3 separate regions of the Homo sapiens genome follow, and regions 2 and 3 are each linked to region 1. A link is a contact called in ENCODE Hi-C or POLR2A ChIA-PET data. All regions are on one chromosome and are shown on one strand. Each heading gives the region's core, a stretch centred on a gene start or an enhancer-like site at or near the end of the contact. The rest is flanking DNA. Distances are from core to core; before and after follow the strand shown. Region 1 overlaps SLC12A8 (solute carrier family 12 member 8). Region 2 overlaps SLC12A8 (solute carrier family 12 member 8). Region 3 overlaps ZNF148 (zinc finger protein 148).

Region 1 (2,941 bases), core at 53-2,552:
ACCTACGTGAAGTGGACAAATTCATGGCCGAGCACAGTGGCTTACGCCTGTAATCCCAGCACTTTGGGAGGCCGAGGCGGGCGGATCACCTCAGGTCGGGAGTTCAAAACTAGCCTGACCAACATGGAGAAACCCCATCTCTACTAAAAATACAAAGTTAGCCGGGTGTGGTGGCGCATGCCTGTAACCCCAGCTACTCGGGAGGCTGAGGCAGGAGAATTGCTTGAACCCAGGAGGTGGAGATTGTGGTGAGCCGAGATCACGCCATTGCACACCAGCCTGGGAAACAAGAGCAAAACGGCGTCTCAAAAACAAAAAACAAAAAACAAAACAAAATTCCCAGATTAAAAAAAAAAAAAGAAATGGACAAATTCCTAGGAAGATATAAACTATCAAAACTAAATCAAGAAGAAGTAGAAAATCAGAATATGCCTATATAAGTAAAGAGATTCCATTAGTAACCAAAAAACTTTCTATCAAAAAAAACCCAGGACCAGATGGCTTCATGGCAAAATTCTACCATATGTTTAAAGAATTAACACCAACCCTTCACAAACTCCTCCAAAAAATAGAGAAGGAGGGAACACCTTCCAACTCAGTCTACGAGGCCAGAATTAGCCTGACACCAAAACCAGACAAAGAATCACAAGGAAACTACAGACCAATATCCCTCATGAATATATACACAAAAATCCTCCACAAAATGTTAACAAACCAAATTCAGCAATTTATAAAAAGGATTACACACTAACCACACCCTGATCAGGGACTCCTGGCCCGCGCCAGCGACAAACAAAGCACAGGCACTCCAGAGACAGTGACCAGGGGGACTCTAATGTTTGGGACCAGGGCCCAAGTGGAAAGGCAGGAAAATAGCTGGGATGCTGGTGCAGTGGCGTCTCAGGCCGTGGCTGCCAGCACTTAGAAAACATCTTATCTGTGAACATCTTTTTTCCAAATCAGCCCATGTAAGTGGGACTCTCAGCAGCACAGATGCCTGTCTTTGTCCAGGGGTGTTCACACCAGTGCCCATCCATGGCATCTGCCTCTAGAGGCTCACTTGGTGTCTGTACCGAGAGGGGGAAAGCAGGATTTTGCCTACCTTGCAGCCTGGTTGGCTATAAAATAGCAGAGAAGTAAAAAAAAAAAAAAAATTTATATACCAAGTCCCCAGGGTAATAAAGTAAACTGACCATTTATTACTCCCCTCTCCAACTACTATACTTAAATAACTTTCTGCAGTCAAGGCAAGTGCTTTTTAAGAGTGCAGAGGCCATCTGTTTGCCTTTCCTGCACTGTCTTAGACACACACAGGCACCCCCACCGCCCACACATGCACACACGCAGCTCTGTGCTGTTCGAGAATCAGATATATTTATGCTGAAACACCCTGCTCCTGCTGCCTAAAAATAAAAGAAACAAAACCGATGCTTTCTCTGGGGAGATTCTTGCACACTCTAACTTAGACAAATTCTTCTCTTTAAACTGTTTTTTCAACCACCCACCACCATTTGCACTCTCATAAAAGCCTTTTTCAATCCAAGAAATGCTGACAAAGAACTGCTTCTTAATGTCTGTACTTTGTTCCCTCAGCATTAAGTCACCATGCCTGTGTTTTAGCTAAAAAAGCCTTAGGATTTCCCCCTACTCGCTCGTTTTCGGAGTGCCTCCGTCCATTCTGATGAAGCACACTCCTCATTAACATTCTCCCTCTCAGACAGGGCGTCCACACAAGAGGCTGTCAGCCTCCCTGTGAAGGCCACCCGAGCTATCAAATGCTCCCGGGAGCTCCTGCTCATTTGAGAAGTGCCTGCTTCTAGGAAAGCCCTTTGGCACAGGCAAAATACCCATCTTCAGTAAAAAAGCGTCCCAGGGCCCAGGCCACCTGGCTGCCACCTGGCTGCCACCTGGGCTTCAGCCACTGTCATGCAATCTGGTCCCCAGATTGAACAGCAAGAATGTGCTGGCCAGGCCCTGCCCTGCTGGTCACATCAGGCATCCAGGAGGCGGGAGTGGCAGAGGGAAAGGAGTGCTGGACTAAGAGGTCAGGCCCTGGATAGTGACTTGACTCTCTGCTGAATTCCCTTCAGAGCCCCAACCTGCTCGTCTGTCACATGCGGCAATTGTCCCCACCCTCGCTTCTCCCCAGGTCAAGTGAGGAAATGGACAAGAAGAAAGTGGCAGAGGGCCAGGCAGGGGAAGCATCCCGGGCGCAGGCCTCACCTGTCCAAACACATAGAGCAGCCCGATGGTGCCTCCCGTCTGCCCACCCAGGACCGAGGAGATCATGGAGTAGACGCCACCGCTGCCGATGCTGCTGCGCTCCCCGACGCCAATGCCAGACAGCACCGTGACGAGGGCCACCAGGATGACGAAGGACACCAGGAACATGCCCAGGAGCACTCCTGTGTTTCCCTGCAGCAGAATAGCAAGGAGCAAGGTTGGATTAGGTGAGGAGGCCCCGCCAGCTCCCTGCTGGGGGCATTGACCACCTCCCCTCCTCCCACAGCACTGGAATAGGGGCCAGGGGTGGGGGCACAGAGTCAGGACAACTAAAAAGGACAAAGCAAGCACCACAACAGCCAAGGCCAGGAAGAAGTTCTAAGTGAAAGGAAGCGTCCTGGCTGCAAATTCTTCAATGACTCTCCCACCTATAGGGTACAGTCAGAGCTGCTGATGCCCTCACGAGGTGCCTCCTAATCTCACTTTGTGCCTGACGTGCAGCGACAAGTTCTCTCCCCACCCCCACCCCTCCTCATGCTGATTCCCCTGCCTGGAAGGCCTCTCCTGCTCATTCTGTACCTTTGTCAGGTTAACTCCAGCATATCCTTTAGGCCTCAACGTTTAGGATTTCTCACCAGGAAGCTGGCCCTGTAACCCTTTCTCTGGGCTCCTCCAGTGCCAGGGCTTAGTACTTTTCACAGGACTTGTCATATTGAGT
Region 2 (3,216 bases), core at 532-3,031, 44 kb before region 1:
TCTGAAAATAATGCTGAGCGACCAGTGACTGAACCCTTCCTACGTGCCAGCCACTGAACAACAAGACCTTACAATGTCATACTTGTACGATGACTAACTGAGGACACTGAGGCTCCGGAACGTGAAAAAGCTTGTCCGAGGGTTACATAGCCAGATCTGCCTGTATTTCACCCACTGCCTCTCCCGGTGGCAGAAGCCAGGCCTCTCTCCAGGAGGTGGGTTCCCAGGCCCTGGCACTGCACCCCCTTACAGCACAGGTTGCCTTTCAGCCCCAGGAAACATGCCCACAGAGATCATGGCATCTCCCCCGGCCCCATTTGTGTAGGGCAGACAGGAGTCCTATCCTGTGGAACACCATGTGCCTACCGGTATGCAACTGGCTGGAGCTTACACAGCTGGGAGGACACAGCCTGTCCTGGACCCCACATCTGAGTGAATTCAGGCCTCCATCTACCACACTGACCCTCTGTAATCCATCCCAAAGTCATTCCCCAGGAATTTCCTTTTTTTTTTTCTTTTCTTTCTTTCCTTTTTTTTCTTAAAGAGGCAGGGTCTCGCTCTATCACCGAGGCTGGAGTGCAGTGGCACTATCGTAGCTCACTGCAACCTCAAACTCCCAGCCTCGAGCAACCCTCCCACCTTGGCCTCCCAAAGCACTGGGATTACAGGCGTGAGCCACCACGTCTAGCCTCCCCAGGGATTTCCAACACTTGTTTTTTGACCTCAGAAGAGTCTCTTTGCCTCTCTGTTGGGCTTTCAATTCCTCTGCTGGTGAAACTGAGTCTTGTGGTCTGGGGTCCTGTCATCTGACATCTTTCAACTCTCGAAGGCCTGGGATGCATGGGGCCTGCAGCTGCTGCGTGTGAATGGATCTGGGTTTGACCTGAACATCTGTTTCTCTATCCACGGAATAAAAATACTTTGGTCCAGTTTGAGCTGTATGCTTTTAGGAAGAACAAAAACAAAAAGGGGGGTGGGGTGGGGTGCGGGTAAGACAGAGAACAAATGACAACAAGACCCAGGCAGGAACAGGCAGAGGGAAAGTCCTTGAAGCTCTGTCTGCAGAAAGGCTTGATCTTTCCACCCGGAATTCGGGTAATTCAGGCTTCTTGTGATGCGGCCAGTGGGCTGTGGCTCTTCAGGGCCCACCATCTGCTCCCAAGGGGTGCTCGTGGGAGCCTACCCTCCTCCCCTTAGCCAAAGGCAGGCAGCGGGGGTCACTAGTGGGACTGAGAACTGCTCCAGCAGGGCTGCTTGGGGTGCCCAGCAGCCGGGCATGGGACCCTTGCCCTGGGTAGGCGGCTGCTAGGGGCTCTGGGTGGCACCTGCGGTGCCCCCGACATCCCCTCCCCCTACGCCGCTGGGGGCTGCTGAAATTAGAAGAGGGAGTCGGGAAGTCATACCCCTCCCTGTGGGCGTCGGGTTGCACTGTTGACTAACTTAGAAAGCGAGATTTCTAAAAATGATGCTGGGGCTGCAGGCTGCGGGCTGCGGGCTGCGGGCTGCGGGCTGCTGCCGCGGCGGGGGCTTCCGGCGGCGCTCTCTTCTGGGTCCCCCACCCCTGGACCAGCGACCGACGACCAGCCAGACAGCCCTTTCCTGCGAATGGACAATGGGAGAGGCTGGCGCAACCGAGAATAGCCAGCGCGGAGGAAGGGCTCCGGACGGAGCTAGGAGGGTGGGGCTCGGAGGGCGCAGGAAGAGCGGCTCTGCGAGGAAAGGGAAAGGAGAGGCCGCTTCTGGGAAGGGACCCGCACGACGACGCCCGAAGGGCGTCGGGGGAAGTGGTAGGCCCCGGAGACTGCGCGAGGCTCCTCAGCAAAGGAAGTGGGCGCGGCGCGCACGCAAGACCTCGCACCCGGCCTCGCGCGCCGCCTCTGGACAGCCCAGCGCCTCTCAGCACCTGTACCTCGCCAGACGCGGCCTCACGGAGACGGGGATCTGCAGCCAATCCGAAACTGCCTGACCCAGGGGGTCCGCGGAAAGGGGAGGAAGGGGAGTGTCCACGGGCCCCATCCTGCCACTTGTCACCCACAAGAGTTCCTTCCCAAGCAGCCCCATCCTCGCCCGGACACTCACTCAGATACTGCCCAGCCCCAGATGGGCTAAGAGGCACAGAGATGGGCAATTAAACACAGCAGGCCTGGCCTCCCTGGGCTGGGGATGGGGTTTTTCTTCTGGGAGCTGCAAAGGGTGAAGCAGTTACAGGTTATCAGGGAGGAGCCCAGTCAAAACTGAACTCAAGGAGGATAGATTTGGGAGAAGTCCCTGCCATGCTTATCCTCCCTCGGCGTGAAGCACAGGGCCCCCTTCCAGGCACAAGGACCCTGAAGATCTCTGGGTGGAGGAAGGCAAGAACAGTGGCAAAATCAGGAATCAGGAACCAGGGTTCGGGCCCTGGTTATGCGAGGACTCACTGTGGGACTGTAAACAAGCCCTTTTCCCTCGGAGCTTTGAAACGCAAATTTTGAGTCAGCGAGACCGGCATGGGCCAGAGACCCAGCCTTCCTAATGAGCTCCCCGGAGATGCCACGCTCCTGCCTGCAGATCGAACTCTCAGTAGCACAGTACGAGATGATTTTTCAGAACCCTTCTAATTCTGAAGTCTTCCCAGCCAGAAGCCCACTCTCAGGCCTCTCAGGACACACTGTCCAAATACACAGTTGGTTTCCAATGGCAGAGGTAAAATCCCAAACCAGCTTCCATAACATGCCCTCCTCCCTTCCCTGACTCTGTGATTGTTGATACAGGATGTGCTCCAGAACCGTGAAACAAGCTCACTACCACAGTTCCATATGTTAATAAAACCTTACTGGCCGATAATGAGAGATTACATGGAAGGGCAGAGAGATGAGGAAACCTTCATGGTCTAATTCATTGGCCTGTTTTAACAACTGAGGAAACTGAAGTGCAGAGCTGAAGCCAACTGTTCAAAAGACACGCAGAGTCAAAAGGGGAACAGTAACCCTAATTGAGAGTACAGTTTGGAGTCCAGATAGTATCAAGTCCCAATCTGTTGGGCTCTCCCATTGAACTGGGTCATAACAATCCTGGTACAACTATTGGTGTTCAATAAAAGTGTTTTGAAATAGAACTGAATCGGCTGTATTGCGTTGGACTGTTTTGAAATTAAACTGAATCGGGCTGTATTGCTTTGTATTGATCACTGCCTGGAGATTTGGAAGAGGAAATAATGATAGGTTTCGAAGAGGCCCC
Region 3 (3,164 bases), core at 196-2,695, 50 kb after region 1:
CACATTTTAAAAAGACAACTAACAACACTATGTCTATTCTGATTTACTTTTACATCTTTATATTTCACTCTTTCTCTTGGTAACCCTTTCAGACAAACCGAAATACCTACCATCTCATGCTTTCCTACTTTTGCCCTGATTCACGCTGCTCCTTCGATTGGGAATGTCCACCTTTGGGTGTTCAAATACTATATTCCCTTTGAGACCCAACCCATCTCCTTTGGGATACTCTGTCCTTTTCTCCCAGGTGAAAGGTATCTTTAAGTTTCCACAGAATTCTATCTGTACCTCTTCTATGGCACTCAGTACTTTCAACTCAATAATCATTGAGTTAAACTTTTTTTAAATTTCAAATTACTGAGTTGTTTACTGCTGCACTATTCACAATAGCAAAGACTTGGAACCAACCCAAATGTCCAACAACGATAGACTGGATTAAGAAAATGTGGCACATATACACCATGGAATACTATGCAGCCATAAAAAAGGATGAGTTCATGTCCTTTGTAGGGACATGGATGAAGCTGGAAACCATCATTCTCAGCAAACTATCACAAGGACAAAAAACCAAACACTGCATGTTCTCACTCATAGGTGGGAATTGAACAATGAGAACACCTGGACAGAGGAAGGGGAACATCATAAACCGGGGACTGTTGTGGGGTGGGGGGAGGGGGGAGGGATAGCATTAGGAGATATATCTAATGTAAATGACGAGTTAATGGGTGCAGCACACCAACATGGCACATGTATACATATGTAACAAACCTGCACATTGTGCACATGTATCCTAAAACTTAAAGTATTAAAAAAAAAGAAATAATTATATTTAATTATTTTGCATATCTCTATTCTTCTACTAGATTATATTTCTTTAGGTCAGAATCCAGGCCTAAATTATACTGATGTAGTTCAAAGTACCTTACACAATTAAAAAAAAATTTTTTTCTTGTACAGATGGGATCTCACTATGTTGCCCAAGGCCTGTCTTGAACTCCAGGCTCAAGCAATCCTCCTCCTGCCTTGCCCTCACAGAGTGTTGGGGTTACAGGCATGAGCCACTGCGCCTTGCCCCTTGTGATAATTTTAAGTGCCAAATGAAAGGCATAAATAGTGACCATTACAGTGGATTATTAAGGGGAAAATGTTACTATGAGCTAGTATGATTTGGAATGGTTTCTTAGAAGTGTTGAAATTTAAGCTGAGTAGCAGAGAGATTAAAGCCAAGGGGAAAAAAATGTTGGGGGTGGGGAGGGAAATAACAGTACTCTAAGTGTTTAGATACTATAAAATGTGCAGGAGAAATGGTGTCTAAGAAGAGAATTTAATTTGGCCACAAGTAAATTGTTTAAAACTTTCAGGAATGTAACTTCAGTAATTACTGCAGAGCTACCAAATTTTAGAGCTGAAGCGTTTCCCGTGGCTTTTGAGCTGTGCTCTTTCAAGCTCGAGAGGCCCACACGGACGGCTGCTGATGTGGCAACAGGCTCAAAGCTTGCCACTCAAAATTAGTACAGAATAGCTCACTTGTATACAATGGGGCTCCAAGTAAGGGTTCCAAAGATTCAGACTAGAAAGACAGCTTACTACAATGAATCCAGACCAATTCACTCATTTTACAGAAAGGAAATATTGAAGGCCGAAAAGTTAAGGCACTTGGTCAAGGGGTAATGAATGCATTAACTAATGAAGCAATGGAAGCTGGGAGAGAAAGTCACTTATAAAGGAAGTTTGGAAGTGAAAGAAATGAGAAGATGGAGATGGGAAATAATAGTTAAGAGGCAATCCATTCCAGAATAAGCACTGTTTAGGACAGGGAGACTGAATTGACTGAAGGCAGAGGAGCCAGTGAAGAGAAACTGATTATCAATACTGAATACCGCCGAAATGGTGCACAATCAAAAGAACAAAATCCAGAGGAACCAAGATGGGAAGGGAAGGAGATTACAGGCAATGTTGTTGGACAGGGGAAGAAAGAATACGTGCAAATTTTGAAATAGAGCTGGTAAAGCTGGGTGCAGTGGCTCATGCCTGTAATCCCAGCACTTTGGGAGGCTGTGGTGGGTGAACTGCTTGAGCTCAGGAGTTCAAGACCAGCTTGGGCAACATGGGGAAACCTGTTTCTACTAAAAATACAAAAATTTAGCCATGTGTGATGGTGTGCACTTATGGTTCCAGCTACTCGGGAGGCTGAGGTGGAAGGATCGTTCAAGCCTGGGAGGTGAAGGTTGTAGAGAGCCAAGATCGAGCCACTGTTCTCCAACCTGGGTGACAGAGTGAGACCCCATCTCAAAAAAAATTAAACTAAATTTAAAAAAGAATGTAGATGATAGAGCTCATTAACGTCAGAAGTTACAGTTATTTATCAAAAGTGATAATGAAAGAGAAAAATCAGTAAGTTGATTACAATTCAATTAATTCTATATATTTGTGGATTGGAAGACTTAACATTAAGATGGCAAAACTCCTCAAACTGATCTACAGATTTAAAACAGAAATTGACGAACTAATCTTAAAATTCGCATCTAAAAGAGCCAAAACTATCTTGAAAAAGAAGAATGAAGCAGGAGGACTTATACTTCCAGATTTCAAAATTTACTACAAAACCACAATAACCAAGATATTGTGATAATAGCTTAAGGACAAGACATACATATCAAGGAATAAAATTCAGAGTCCAAAAGTAAATCCTTACATTTATGGTCAACTGATTTTCTAAAAAGGTGCCAAGGTAATGGGGAAAGAATAGTCTTTTCAACAAATTTGATACCCACATACAAAAGAATGAAGTTAGACCCCCCCCAACCAACTCCCACACCTCTCACATCATAAACAAAAGTTAACTGAAAATGGATTACAGGCCTAAGTGTGAGACCTAAAACTATAAAAATGGTAGAATATAATATAGGAATAAATCCTTATGACCTTAGTTAGGCAATGGTTTCCTATATAAAATCAAAAGCAGCACAAGCAAACAAAAAATAAATAAATTGGACTTAATCAAAATTTAAAACTTTCATGCTTCAAAGGACACTATCAAAAAAATGAAAAGATAGGCCAGGCACTGTGGCTCACACCTGTAATCTCAACACTTTGGGAGGCAGAGGCGGGTGGATCACTTGAGGTCAGGAGTTCAAGACCGGTCTGGCCAACATGGTGAAACC

What was found. A loop is a pair of places that touch in the nucleus more often than their neighbours do. ChIA-PET counts read pairs that join two places held with the same protein, here RNA polymerase II (POLR2A). Pooled maps may share reads with other maps.
Region 2: a loop to region 1 is called in a pooled map, with 2.0 times the contacts of the local background. The contact joins two enhancer-like sites. A Hi-C loop is called at or near these places in 2 of 168 maps with a recorded cell type or tissue (GM12878 and posterior vena cava), 22 of 37 single-sample maps with no recorded cell type and 9 of 50 pooled maps. POLR2A ChIA-PET finds 5 or more read pairs at or near these places in 2 of 52 experiments (AG04449 and PC-9).
Region 3: a loop to region 1 is called in a map of head of caudate nucleus, with 2.6 times the contacts of the local background. The contact joins two enhancer-like sites. A Hi-C loop is called at or near these places in 1 of 168 maps with a recorded cell type or tissue (head of caudate nucleus). POLR2A ChIA-PET finds 5 or more read pairs at or near these places in 4 of 52 experiments (A673, BJ, OCI-LY7 and 1 more).

The regions. Positions count from the first base shown.
Region 1 is chr3:125,185,014-125,187,954 of GRCh38, forward strand. SLC12A8 (solute carrier family 12 member 8) reads right to left here. Exons shown (of 14, transcript NM_024628.6): 4 at 2,224-2,415. Among named protein-coding and RNA genes, the nearest start is that of SLC12A8, 26 kb to the right of the region's middle. Within about 2 kb of position 1,303, at least 3 of the 41 ENCODE cell types and tissues checked have a DNase peak (open chromatin) inside an H3K27ac peak, as active enhancers do.
Region 2 is chr3:125,140,195-125,143,410 of GRCh38, forward strand. The region is part of intron 5 of SLC12A8 (solute carrier family 12 member 8); the gene reads right to left. Among named protein-coding and RNA genes, the nearest start is that of MIR5092, 9.7 kb to the right of the region's middle. RefSeq lists a silencer at 1,387-1,616 and enhancers at 1,630-2,453, 2,067-2,156, 2,167-2,396, 2,967-3,216. Within about 2 kb of position 1,782, at least 26 of the 41 ENCODE cell types and tissues checked have a DNase peak (open chromatin) inside an H3K27ac peak, as active enhancers do.
Region 3 is chr3:125,235,291-125,238,454 of GRCh38, forward strand. The region is part of intron 7 of ZNF148 (zinc finger protein 148); the gene reads right to left. Among named protein-coding and RNA genes, the nearest start is that of SLC12A8, 24 kb to the left of the region's middle. Within about 2 kb of position 1,446, at least 2 of the 41 ENCODE cell types and tissues checked have a DNase peak (open chromatin) inside an H3K27ac peak, as active enhancers do.